Linked DNA regions of Homo sapiens: region 2 is linked to region 1. Evidence: read pairs that join two places in POLR2A ChIA-PET (ENCODE). Cell type or tissue: Caco-2. All regions are shown on one strand. Each heading gives the region's core, and the rest is flanking DNA. Links, peaks and the distances in the headings are about the cores only.

Region 1 (8,472 bases), core at 1,563-6,562:
TCACACCTGTAATCCCAGCACTTTGGGAGGCCGAGGCAGGCAGATCACTTAAGGCCAGGAGTTCAAGACCAGCCTGGCCAACATGGTGAAATCCCGTCTCTATTAAAAGGACAAAAATTAGCCAGGTGTGGTGATGCATGCCTGTAATCCCAGCTACTCGGGAGGCTGAGGCAGGAGAATTGCTTGAACCCGCGAGGCAGAGGTTGCAGTGAGCCGAAATCGTGCCACTGCACTCCAGCCTGGGTGATAGAGCGAGACTACATCTCAAAAAAATAAATAAAATAAAATACATCTTAGTGTGCAATAGTTCACTAATATTTAAGAATATTTTATAATTATTTCTGCCTAGGAGTATGGAATCTGAGAATATTCTGCTTGTCTACTCTCTAGAATGTTGATTTTCAAACATGTTTTTTTCAATCACCTAGGAGTCTTTTCTTCAAATAGAATCTTCCATGGAAGCCCAATATATGAAACATAAAAAAGGGAGGCTTTTTTGAAGTGGATAAGCCTAGGGCTCTGCCTGCTTGGTCTCCCCACTGTTCCTTAGGCTTCTCTGACAAATACTCTCCCCCTTGGGCTAGTTCCTCACAGGTAAGGTCTTCTGCCTTGATTAGAGCATTTAACAATATTTGTGCAGGTTGTTTATCCTGAGTAAATTGCAAGACTAATGGTAAACCAAGTATATTTTCACTGAATAAGACAGAAGCTCTTCCTTGAAGACTTCTGTGCAGAACTATGTGCAGTGAACAGAAGTCTACTCCATTTTTAGTGAGGCACTCTTCCCCACCGCTGACCCAGCCTGATGTCCTCTTCAGGACTATCATATATAGGGTCATACATAAGTAAATACCAAATTCATTACTAAACTCATTAAAATGCTATCCTCTTTTTACAATAATTCAAGTACTCACACTGCTCAGAAACTAAACATTTGGAAACAGTGTAAAGAATTAAGAACCTATGCATAGTCTATAGGATTCTTTGAAAAGTCATTAACTTACCATCTCAACTTCTCATGTATAAAAATCACTCAACCTTGTGAAACAATAAAAACCACAAGTTGTAATGCACAATGGGGATATAATGTTACAGAAATAATAAACTGTTCTAATGACTCGCCCCTTTCATGGAACAGAAAAAAACACACCTTTGCCAAGATGCGTGTTGATAGACATATATCTTGCAGTTCCAGTTAAACTTTTGTGTTCCCTATAAGGTATGTGTTTTTTGGTTTCGGGGTCAATGTATTCCTTGGCCAGTCCAAAGTCTATAATGTGTATAACATGCTCTTTCTTATTGCCTTGTCGACCAATCAGGAAGTTCTCTGGCTTGACATCTCGGTAAATGAGGTTCTTTGAGTGCACGTATTCCATTCGAGAAAGCTGAAAGAGAAACAAATGATAGAAAGACTGTAAAGAAGTATATCAGGAAAATACATCAAAACAGTTTCTTTAGCCAGACCAAGGTTTTAATTATTGAAATAACAGTAAAATTCATCTCCTTTCACCGCCCTGAGTCACTTCACTGACTTGTAAACAAAAAAATATTTTGCTATAAATACGTACACAACAAATATCAAGACTAGGAAAAAAAGTGGGATAGTACAGGTCTGCTAAAATGATAGCTCAATTTTACCTCATAATGTCACAATTTGCAAATGACAAATGAAATCAGTTGTTTATATGCTACGTCAGAAAATTAAGCATTTGAGACAAAAGAAGTATTCCCAGGTAGGATATCAAACTGTTGGTGACCTTTGAGACAAATGCCACTGCTACATTCACCTTCTGCCCACATCTTCTTATGCTTATTTGGACAAGACTACCCAACCCAGTTTTCGATGTTGTGAGGCCCAGAGAAGTTAATACTGGCCTGACATCACATAGCTAATTAGCAGCAGAGACAGGGAAACAGTTCATTATTATTATTATTATTTTTGAGACGGAGTCTTGCTCTGTCACCCAGGGTGGAGTGCAGCCTCAGCCTCCTGGGTTCTAGCAATTCTCGTGCCTCAGCCTCCCGGGTAGCTGGGATTACATGCACATGCCACCATGCCTGGCTAATTTTTGTATTTTTAGTAGAGACAGGGTTTCACCATGTTGGCCACACTGGTCTCAAACTCCTGACCTTGGGTGATCCGTCCTCCTCGGCCTCCCAAAATGCTAGGATTACAGGCATGAGCCACCATGCCTGGCCGAAACAGTTCATCGTTGTTGTTTTAAATTTATTTTCAGATTATTTTTGTAGAGATGGGGTCTATGTTGCCTACGCTGGTCTCAAACTCCTGGCCTCAAGTGACCCTCCCACCTCAGCCTCACAAAGTGCTGGGATTATAGACACGAGCCACCATGCCTGGCCAGGGCTATAGTTTTTATGTTAAGTTAAATATAACCAAAAATAATAATCATAAAAGCATTTCAAATTTTATTAAGTATTTCTATCTACTAAGCTTTTCTACTAACTTTTTTTTTTTTTTTTTTTTTTTTTTGAGATGGAGTCTTGCTCTGTCGCCCAGGCTGGAGTGCAGTGGCACGATCTCGGCTCACTGCAAGCTCCACCTCCTGGGTTCACGCCATTCTCCTGCCTCAGCCTCCTGAGTAGCTGGGACTAAAGGCGCTCGCCACCACGCCCAGCTAATTTTTTGTATTTTTAGTAGAGATGGGGTTTCACTGCGTTAGCCAGGATGGTCTCGATCTCCTGACCTCATGATCCGCCCACCTTGGCCTCCCAAAGTGCTGGGATTACAGGCGTGAGCCACCATTCCCAGCCCTTTTCTACTAACTTTTAGTAGAGAAAGAGAAGCTCAGATATTTGAATTTGGGGCTCAAAAGTCAAAGTCAATTATCTAACATTTCCAAATTTTTATAGGACAGTGGGAGAGACCATTACCATTTTAAACAAATGAAGATATATTTGCATCCTTCCCCAAAGGGCTTGTGACAAACTTCTCAAAGGAACTGTTGGAACTGCTTCTTAAACTGGTATTTGTGTATAATTTGGTAGGAGCTACAAGAGCTGCCTCTTCAGCTGAAATTTGTCTCTGAGAGAACTGGAGGCCTGAGAACTACAGCAAATTCCTAGTCACACAATTTTGAATCTGAGTGTTAGTGCAATGGGTTATAACATCAATCTTTTCTTGGTTGCAACAGTGAAGGGAGAGATAGGACATGACAAAACCTTACAGCTATATTTAAAACACATAAATAGGCTGGGTGCAGTGGTTCATGCCTGTAATCCTAGCACATTGGGAGGCCGAGGTGGGAGGACTGCTTGAGACCAGTTTAGACAAGCCTGGGCAACATAGTGGGAGTCTGTCTCCAAAACACTTTTTTTTTTTTAAATGAGCTGGCATGGCACCTGCAGTCCTAGCTGCTGGAGAGGCTGAGGCAGGAGAATCACTTGAGCCTAGGAGTTTGAGGTTGCACTGAGCTATGATCATGCTACTGTACTCTAGCCTGGGTGACAGAGACCCTGTCTCAAAAATGAAAAACAAAACAAAACAAAATCAAATAAATTATTCACATTTTTACAACTCCATCTAATCGACCTCTTTCTCCCTAATCTAAATTATATACTTCCTCTTCAGTTAAGGGCAGAGCATTGCTCCAAGGTGCAAAGTCTTAAAATAGAGCAAATTGCAGATGTAGTGTGACTTCTCTGAATTTACCCTTTTTGCCCCAGCCAGCTTCCCAGAATGCCATCAAGCCTGTGAGTACTAATTCTTGATGTGTTGCTACGGCTAGTAAATCACCAAAAGGCCCACAAGGATGTGGCTGAGGAACCAGCTTATTCTCTTCTAGAAGAGCAATTCCAACTTACCAGCTGGATGGCTATCATTAACACCGTCTTCAAAGTAAATGTTCGGTCACAGAGGTCAAACAAGTCCTCCAAGCTAGGGCCAAGGAGCTCCAGCACCATGGCATTATATTTCCCACATGGTCCAAAGTAATACACCTGTGGGAGACCTTCACCTGAAAGCAGAGGGGAAATGGGGGTATACAGTGGGAGACACAAAAGCCAAAATATGAGATAACAGTATTAGCACTGAATAAAATATTTTTAAAAGTACAATTTGTGAGATTTCCATTTTCTTTCATAGTCCCTACTGGAAACTCAAACTGAGCACAACAGCTTCAATGGGAACTAATAATGATGGGAAAGGCTAAGTCATTGCACAATACGTTCAAATGAGTAGTTATTTAATACCACAGTGCCAAAAACATTTCCACTGCTATAAGATAGAGAATGGTCCCTGATCCATTGGATCTTCCCAAAAGGATGCCTGAAAGTGCAGTATCATAAAAGGCTCAAAGGATGGCTCACTGAGCTCAAAGGCCAGGCTAACATAACTTGTTACATTATCTGGTTCATGAGCACTCTCTATGCTTACTGCCATAGCCACATGGGCTATTTGGAACTGTTGCCCTATGGACAACTCAGACTGAAGAGGCAAGGTCACAGAGCGTGCAGCCTGGCCCCAGGCCAGCACAACTGGCCCTCTTTTCACAGGGAGTCTCTATAGTTTTTTGTTTTTTATCAGCTGGAGAAAAGTCAACAGACACTTAGTGTTTGGTTGCTGATAAGTGCTGATGAAAGGAAAAGGGGGAAAAAACACAAGGCTGGGTTTTCCCCAGATTTGAAATTCATAACTATTAAGAAGCCAAAATCCAGACTTTCTCACCTAAGTGGCAAATTGTGAATGAATTTCCTTTATAAAGTGCATTGTAAATATGAGGCATTCACTAAATATATAACTGGTACCATGAGAATAGTAGATATTAAATAGGATTACAGACGCCAGGCGCAGTGGCTCATGCCTGTAAGTCCAGCACTTTGGGAGGCTGAGGTGAGTGGATCACAAGGTCAAGAGTTTGAGACCAGCCTGGCCAACATGGTGAAACTGTCTCTACTGAAAATACAAAAATTAGCTGGGCATGGTGGCACGCACCTATAGTCCCAGCTACTCAGGAGGCTGAGACAGGAGAATCGTTTGAACTCAGGAGGCGGAGGTTGCAGTGAGCTGAGATGGCGCCACTGCACTCCAGCCTGGGTGACAGAGCGAGACTCCATCTCAAAAAAAAAAAAAAAAGATTATAGAACACTTAAAAAATTATCTGGTTTCACAGAGCAGAAACATTCCCATCTTATATATTTATGTATATAGTGGTCTACAGTTGCATATGTTGTAGATTATTGTTTGCTTCTGCCTCTAAGTGTTTTAACTTGAGACAAGGTCTCAGTGTTACCCAGGCTGGAGTGCAGTGGTAAGATCTCGGCTCGCAATCTCTGCCTCCCGGACTAACGCGATCTTCCCAGCTCAGCCTCCCAAGTAGCAGCTGGGACTGTAGGCTCGCTCTACCACACCAGACTAAATTTTTGATTTTTTATAGAGATGGGGTCTCACTATGTTACTCAGGCTGGTCCTGAACAACTCCCAAGCTCAAGCAATCCTCCCTCCTTGGCCTCCCAAAGTGCTGGGAATACAGGCATGAGCTACTGTGTCCAGCCCCATTCCCTTTTTATTTCTATGGGTGGGATATAGACAGATGTACATCTAACACATACTTCTCTCGAGGGTAGGTCTCACATATTTGGAATTAATAACTATTTCATATATTGTATTAGTCTATCTTGATTCATTAAATCCTAAACAACTTTTTTTTTTTTTTAGACAGAGTCTCATTCTGTCACCCAGGCTGGAGTATAGTGGCGCAATCTTGGCCCACTGTAACCTCCGCCTCCTGGGTTCAAGCAATTCTTGCGCCTCAGCCTCCCAAGTAGCTGAGATTACAGGCATGGTGTCCACCAATTTTTTTTTGCATTTTTTGGAGAGACAGGGTTTTGCCATGTTGGCCAGGCTGCTCTCGAACTCCCGACTTCAAGTGATCCATCCACCTCAGCCTCCCAAAATGCTGGGATTACAGGCGAGAGCTACCATGCCCGGCCTAAATCCTAAACAACTTGAACATTTTCTTTAAATATGTTTATTCCTAGCTTGTATCCTCTAACATATGTTACTCCTGCTAGTTCAATAAATATCTGTTCAATTGTTTTTGTTGTTGTCTTGATTCTCCCTATCTCCAAAAGAGAAAAGGATTTAATTTGAAGTGTTTTTTTTTTTTTTTTTTTTTACATGGAGTTTCACTCTGTAGCCCAGGCTGGAGTGCACTGGCGCCATCTCGACTCACTGCAACCTCCGCCTCCCGAGTTCAAGCCATTCTCCTGCCTCAGCCTCCTGAGTAGCTGGGATTACAGGTGCACACCACCACGCCCAGCTAATTTTTGTATTTTTAGTAGAGACAGCGTTCCCCCATGTTGGCCAGGCTGGCCTCAAACTCCTGACCTCAGGTGATCCGCCCGCCTCAGCCTCCCGAAGTGCTGGGATTACAGGCGTGAGCCACCACACCAGGCCCCAAAGAGTCTTTTTTTCCCGGTTGTTTTGAAGAAGTCATTTTTCAGCTTTTTAAAAATATATAAAACCCAACTAGTTGTTTCCAATGACTCCTGCTGAGACATCCAAAGCAGAACACTCTGTCCTAGAGATTTACTGCTTTTATTAATCAGACACATGGTAAATGCAGTTTGGGGATCTTTTAAATTTATGTCCTATATAAGGATTTAATGCCACTAAAATGTTATTTTCCTAATATAAATATTATATTCTTCAAAGCAGGTTGTGGCAGCGCCTGTTGTTTGCATGCCCAATATCCATTCTCCCTCTCCTTTTTTCTTTTGAGACAGTGTCTCACTGTGTCACCCAGGCTGGAGGGCAGTGGTATGACCATGGCTCACTGCAGCCTCGACCTCCTGGGACCAAGCAATCCTCCTGCCTCAGCCTCCCAAACAGCTGGGAGCACAGGCACATGACACCACATCGGGCTAGTTTCTTAAATTTTTTCCAGAGATGAGCTCCCACTATGTTGTCCAGGCTGGTCTTGAATTTCTGGGCTCAACTGATCCTCCTGCTTTGACCTCCCAAGTGCTAAGATTACAGGGATGCCTCTCCCCTTCTTTTTTTCTTTTTCTTTTCTTTTCTTTTTTTTTTTTTTTGAGACAGAGTCTCGCTCTGTTGCCAGGCTGGAGTGCAGTGGCACGATCTCAGCTCAATGCAACCTCCACCTCCTGAGTTCAAGTGATTCTCGTGCCTCGGCCTCCCAAGTAGCTGGGATTACAGGCACGTACCACCACACCTAGCTAATTTTTAAATTTTTAGTAGAGATGGGATTTCGCCATGTTGGCCAGGATAGTCTCGATCTCCTGACCTCGTGATCTGCCTGCCTTGGCCTCTCAAAGTGCTGGCATTACAGGTGTGAGCCACCACGCCCAGCCTCCCCTTCTTTTAAAATAACATAACTTTTTTTTTTTTTTTTGAGACAGAGTCTTGCTCTGTTGCTCAGGCCGGAATGCAGTGGCGTGGTCTCAGCTCACTGCAACCTCCGCCTCTTGGGTTCAAGCCATTGTCCTGCCTCAGCCTCCTGAGTAGCTGAGATTACAGGCACCTGCCACCATGCCTGGATAATTTTTGTATTTTTAGTAAAGACGAAGCTTCATCTTGCTGGTCAGGCTGGTCTTGAACTCCTGACCTCAAGTGATCCACCCAACTCAGCCTCCCAAAGTGCTGGTATTATAGGCATGAGCCACCATGCCTGGCCCAGAACTTCTAATTGTTGCAAATAGCAACTTGCCCAGTTATAACTCCAGTCTCCCTTGACAATTAGGAAAGACCAATGAGATGGAAGCAGAAATGAGTGTATAACTCTTTTTTTTTTTTTTATTCAGAGTCTTGCTCTGCTGCCCAGGCTGGAGTGCAGTTGCATGATCTTAGATCAGTGCAACCTCCGCCTCCTGGGTTCAAGCTTTTCTCTTGCCTCAGCCTCCTGAGTAGCTGGGACTACAGACTCAGCTAATTTTGTTTTTAGTTTTACTCTTGCCTCAGCCTCCTGAGTAGCTGGGACTACAGACTATGGCTAATTTTTTTTTTGTTTGTTTTTGGTAGAGATGAGATTTCACCATGTTGGCCAGGCTGGTCTCAAACTCCTGGCCTCAAGTGATCTGCCTGCCTTGGCCTCCCAAAGTGCTGGGATTACAGGCATGAGCCTCCGTGCCTGGCCACTGAGTGTATAATTCTAAAAAAATTCTTTCAAGAGAGATGGCTAGAATGAAAGGTCCAGAAGCCATCTAGAATCACCAGACATCTTGACGATGTAAAGTAGTGCCAAGAATAGATGGAGCAAAAAACAGAACCTAAGTCCCTGATGGCTGTGGAGTAACCATGCTAATGTTGGACTTTTCTTCTCTCTGGATTTTTTTTATCAAAAAGAAAAATCAATCTCCACCTTGACTGAGCTACTTGTATTTGGATTTTTAAAAAGCAGCCAACTCTAATCCTAATTAATAAACATATTACTCCATTCGTTGGTTAAATTGCAAATCTGGGCATAATATCCTCTTTCTAAAGTACAAGCTAAA
Region 2 (5,000 bases), core at 1-5,000, 96 kb before region 1:
GAAGCCCCAGCCAACCTATGAGGAGGTGAGGATCTGTGCTCTTGGTCTTATCGCTTTTAGATATTGAGGACTGTGTACGGCCAGTCTGAAGTGTAGTTGAGTATGAACCTTGAGAAAATATTTGTTACTCTTGAAGGAGATCTTTATGGTTAATGGACAGCCAGAATCCAATACAGGAGTCTTTCTTGAGCAGAGTATCTATTGCCCAGAGAGCACGAAGGCTTTCAGTGGTTACTAAAGATACTTAGTGTGCGAAGCTTCCACATTCAGGAGTATAGTTTCTCCTCACTCCCTTCCTAGCCTGCAAGAGGCAAGTCTTTCTAAATCTGGCAGTTATTCATTGTCATCAAAATAAGATTTTAAGGGGATACATGTAACAAAGACTTGTAAGCTGGCTCCTAATTTAAAATTTTGAGAGTTGGTACATTGGGATTGTTGGGAATGGACAAAAGCTGAACACTGAAGGATACATCTTGATTTTATTAGATTGGTATAAGGTTATTACAGGGTAAAATTGATAGCTTTTTTTTTCATATCAACTCTCATGATTTGTCTTTTCTTGAAAAAGCTAGAGGAAGAAGAACAGGAGGATCAATTTGATTTGACAGTCGGTATAACTGATCCTGAGAAGATAGGTAAGTGGTTCTTAGGACTCCTTGTGATGTTAGGATGTGGCTGTGGAAAGCATAGGTAGCTAATTTCAGGATGGCTACCCCCAGAGTTGAACTAGCCAATGTGAAGTACTTCATTAGTATCTTTTCTGTAAAAGTAGACCCCTTGCTATGTTTCTAAGGCCAGAGACTGCTGTTACTCAATGCGTTAGTCAGTCTTTTCTTGGCTTCAGGAAGAAAAATCAGAGTCATCAAATACTACTAGAATCCCTTTTTATTTTTATTCTTTTGGTTTTTTGTTTTTTAGAGACAAGGCCTCATTTTGTCACCCAGAATGGAGCACAGTAGCACTATCATAGCTCACTATCATCTCCAGCTCCTGGACTCAAGCAGTCCTCCCGCCTGAGCCACCCCAGCCGCCCAAGTAGCTGGGACTGCAGGCACGTGCTACCATGCCGACTAATTCTTTTTTTAAGAGATGGGGTCTTGCTATGTTGCCCAGGCTGGTCTCAAACTCCTGGCCTCAAGTGATCCTCCTGCCTTAGCCTCTTAAAGCACCGAGATTACAGGCATGAGCCACCGCACCCAGCTAGAGTCTCTTTTTAAAAACCCCAACAGGCCAGCCATGGTGGCTCACACCTGTAATCCCAGCACTTTGGGAGGCCAAGGCAGGCAGATCACTTGAGGTCAGGAGTTCAGCCAGGCCAACATGGTGAAACCCCATCTATACTAAAAATGCAAAAATTGACCAGGCATGGTGGTGTGCGCCTATAATCGCACCTACTCAGGAGGCTGAGGCCAGAGAATCGCTTGAACCCGGGAGGTGGAGGCTGCAGTGAGCTGAGATCATGCCACTGCCCTCCATCCTGGGTGACAGAGCAAGACTGTGTCTTAAAAAAAAAAAAAAACACACACACACACACAAAAAACATTATCTTCTCCTTCAGAGTTGATAAGACCATTTTACTGTCTTTTGAGATAGTAAATCCAATGTAAGCACCCTAAAAAATACATGTTCTAAAATTGAGGGACACTGAACTTATTTTTTCCCTCAAGAAGTTTGAAACTCTCATTTATACACATACTTTTGATAACCTTATGAGGTGGGGAAGTCTATCTGTGGGATCCAAGTTGAATTGTACTCAAAATTGAAGTTAGATCTTCAAAAAGCATAACACTTAACTTTGTCTGGACTTGGATTTTTAGGATGGCTTTCCCCTCTACCAAGCTTGCAAGAGTTATCCCTGAGTGGAGAACAATAGGCCTCATCTTTCCTTGTTCTAGCTATAGTCCCTTATGGAAGAGGCTATACAGAACCTGTCTTCCTAAACAGGAGTGGTGTTTATACAGTTAAGAGGACAAATGTAATTCTCAACTCTTGGTCTGTTTGGTACTAGGGACAGGAACTTGTTAGACTTTATGCCAAAATGGTTGTCTTTTTTTTTTTTTTTTTTTTTTTGAGACGGGGTCTCACTCTGTCACCCAGGCTGGAGTGCAGTGGTATGATCACAGCTCACTGCAGCCTCGACTTCCCCAGGCTCAGGTGATCCTTCCACCTCAGCCTCCTGAGTAGCTGGGACTACAGATGTGCATCACCATGCCTGGCTAATTTTTTTATATTTTTTGTAGAGACAGGGTTTCACCATGTTGCCTAACCTGGTCTCTGGCCAAAATGGTGGTCATTAAACTATTGATTTTAGGCCAGGTGCAGTGGCTTACATGTGTAATCCCAGCAGTTTGGAAGGCCAAGGCAGGAGGATCACTTGAACCCAGGAGTTCAGGACCAGCCTGCCCAACATGGCAAGACCATGACTCTACAAAAAGTAAAAAATTAGCCCTGTCTCTACAAAAAAATAAAAAATTACAGAGGCATGGCGGTACATGCCTGTAGTCCCACGTACTTGGGAGGCCGAGGTGGGAGGATCATTTGAGCCTGGAAGGTCAAGGCTGCAGTGAGCTGAGGTAATACTACTGCACTCCACGTTGGGTAACAGAGTGAGATCCTGTCTCAAAAAGAAAAAAAATTTTTTTTTAATTTGAACTGTTGAGTTTTACTTTTCCCAGACTGTTGGACTGGTAGGATGTTTTTGAGCGTCTTACACAGTTCTGTCATCTAACAGAAAAGGAAATTGAGGACCAAAAAGGAAGTAGCTTTCCTGGTAGGGCACAGTGTGGCCCATGATAGATCCTGGACCAGGACTTTGGATTATATGTCTAGATTCTCTCTTGCTTCTCTAATATTTATGGATAGTCTATAAACACATTAATTTTAAGCTAGTTATTCACCGCTTTAAATCCTTGGTGGAATAAGATGAATGAATGGCACTTATTCTCTTAAAATGTAATAAGTCATGATGTCTGAACCAGGAGAGGGAACATACTGGTTTCCTAAGGCTGCTGTAGCAAAGTACCACAAACTGGTTAAAACAACAGAAATTTCTCACAGTTTTGGAGGCCAGAAATCTCAAATCCTGGTGTCGGCAGGCCATTCTCCCTGTGAAGGTGCTAGGGAAGGACTGTTCATGCCTCTCTCCCAGCTTCTGGCAGTCTCAGGCCTTCCTCGGCTTGTCGATGCATCACTTCAGTCTCTGCCTTTGCTGTCATGTGGCATCCTTCCTAAGCGTCTCCACATTGCCTTCCCTCTATGCATGTCTATCTCTGTGTGCACATTCCCTCTTTAACAAATAAGGACACCAACCTGAGTGGAGTAGGGCCCACCCTAATGTCTTCATTTTAACTCAGTTACATCGGTAAAGACCCTGTAAGATCACATTCTGAGGAACTGGGAGTTAGAACGTAAAATGTACCTATTTTGAAGGGGACACAATTTATCCCATTACAGAGAGTAATTTAAACAGCCCATGGATCAGATGCATTTAAACACAAATCACTCTTGGTGATAAGTTTTCACCTCCTTGCCCTGTAGTCTAGATTCTTAGTCATGTTGATGCCAAGAAACCAGCTAATTAAAATATTTTCATATTCAAGGCCTGATCTTTATAACAACGCATTCTGTTTGTGTGGGCTGTTTATTCAACATGTGCTTCTTGTTCCTGCACACGTCTAAATAATTTAGAATTCAACTTTTACCAGGATATGCTTTTTAGAGCCTTGGTAATTTGCATATGTTATCTTCAACTCTGAAATTATTCTGGAAATTTACGTAAATTTAAAACCTTGTATTACTAGCTTATTTGCAGATCTGTGTGCTCTCTATGTACATGCAGTATGTCTCTTTTCATGTACATTGCCTAAGTAAAAGCAGCTGAGAAACAAAATATCTGAAGATCCTGCTTTTCTGTTTTCTCTGTGTTTGCATTTAGACTTTCTTAACTGCAGGCACTAAATTATGGGATTGACTTCTTGGACATTTGACCATAACTATTCTGCTGTGAATGAAATTTTGAATATTACTTCTATAAAATAAACTTAGATTTCTTTTTTTTTTTTCTTTTATCAGTAGTAAACATCCTTAGTAGTATTGGGTAATGTTAATAAGGTGGTTTAGAAGAGAACTAAAGTTGGTAATCAGTATAAAATAATTTCTAAAGTTTAGCTTATGGTTTCTGTTTTATATACACCCTTTTGGTAGGGGCTGGGGAAGTATAGCAGACAAGCCCTGTATTCCTGTGTAATCTTCAAATTCTTGGTAAATTTTTCAAAAAGCAGGCATTTCCAGCCATCTTACTGAAACCAAGTTGTAATGTGGGAAGCTGCTGATCCAGTACTGCCTGCTCTTCCTTCCCTTGGCCCCTCACCCCTCACCCCAGAACCAGTTCAGGGGCTTAAGCAGCTGGTAACTGTTGACCTAGGTTTTCCGGTTTGATGTGGGAAGGAATCAAGGGTGGGGGAGGCAGGGAACAAAACCAACCCCAAACACCATAGTCCAGCACTGGAGCTGTGTCTGTTTGGATTCCAGAATATGTCTTTTCAGTGCTCAGGATATCAATGGCATCTTTATCTCCTTAAGTGGTCTAGGTCAGGACATCACCACAGAGAAAAACAATAGCTTGAATCCCAAATTATTTAACAGTCAAAGACTTCTTCATAAAAATAATTGCTCCAGGAAAGGGAGATTTGTGTGACATTAGGCAGCCAAAGTGTCTTCCTGCCAGACCCTTTGCTCTTGGTGAACATGCTAGATCAGAGAGGTCAGTGTCCCCCCCGGCACCAATGGAGGGGGTTGTGACGATATTTCTGAAAGAGCAAATCGAGCCCAGAGCTAGCCTAGGGTAGAACTACTTGTTTCCTTTTATATCAGTTGCTTCCTTCTCCTCCTGCTTTATACAGCAAGAGAATTGTTTGGTTTTGGACAGATGTGTGTAACCAGCCCAAATATTGGCATGGTAACAACTGATGGATTGTCAGTATCCAGTGCTGCTTTGTGGA

What was found. ChIA-PET counts read pairs that join two places held together with the same protein. Peaks named below come from ENCODE experiments on the same cell type or tissue, not always from the same donor. Only the 100,000 strongest peaks of a DNase experiment are listed, where the experiment ranks them.
Region 2: POLR2A ChIA-PET joins it to region 1 with 7 read pairs; 2 of 35 experiments call an interaction of 5 or more read pairs at or near these places.

Annotation. Positions count from the first base shown.
Region 1 is chr15:64,212,740-64,221,211 of GRCh38, forward strand. It overlaps CSNK1G1 (casein kinase 1 gamma 1), which reads right to left. Exons shown (of 12, transcript NM_022048.5): 5 at 3,823-3,974; 6 at 1,151-1,385. Among named protein-coding and RNA genes, the nearest start is that of PPIB, 54 kb to the left of the region's middle. In Caco-2, for the core only: no CTCF peak of the experiment used is centred there; a DNase peak (open chromatin) is centred at 4,452.
Region 2 is chr15:64,118,220-64,123,219 of GRCh38, forward strand. SNX1 (sorting nexin 1) reads left to right here. Exons shown (of 15, transcript NM_003099.5): 3 at 1-25; 4 at 569-635. Among named protein-coding and RNA genes, the nearest start is that of SNX1, 25 kb to the left of the region's middle. In Caco-2, for the core only: no CTCF peak of the experiment used is centred there; no DNase peak of the experiment used is centred there.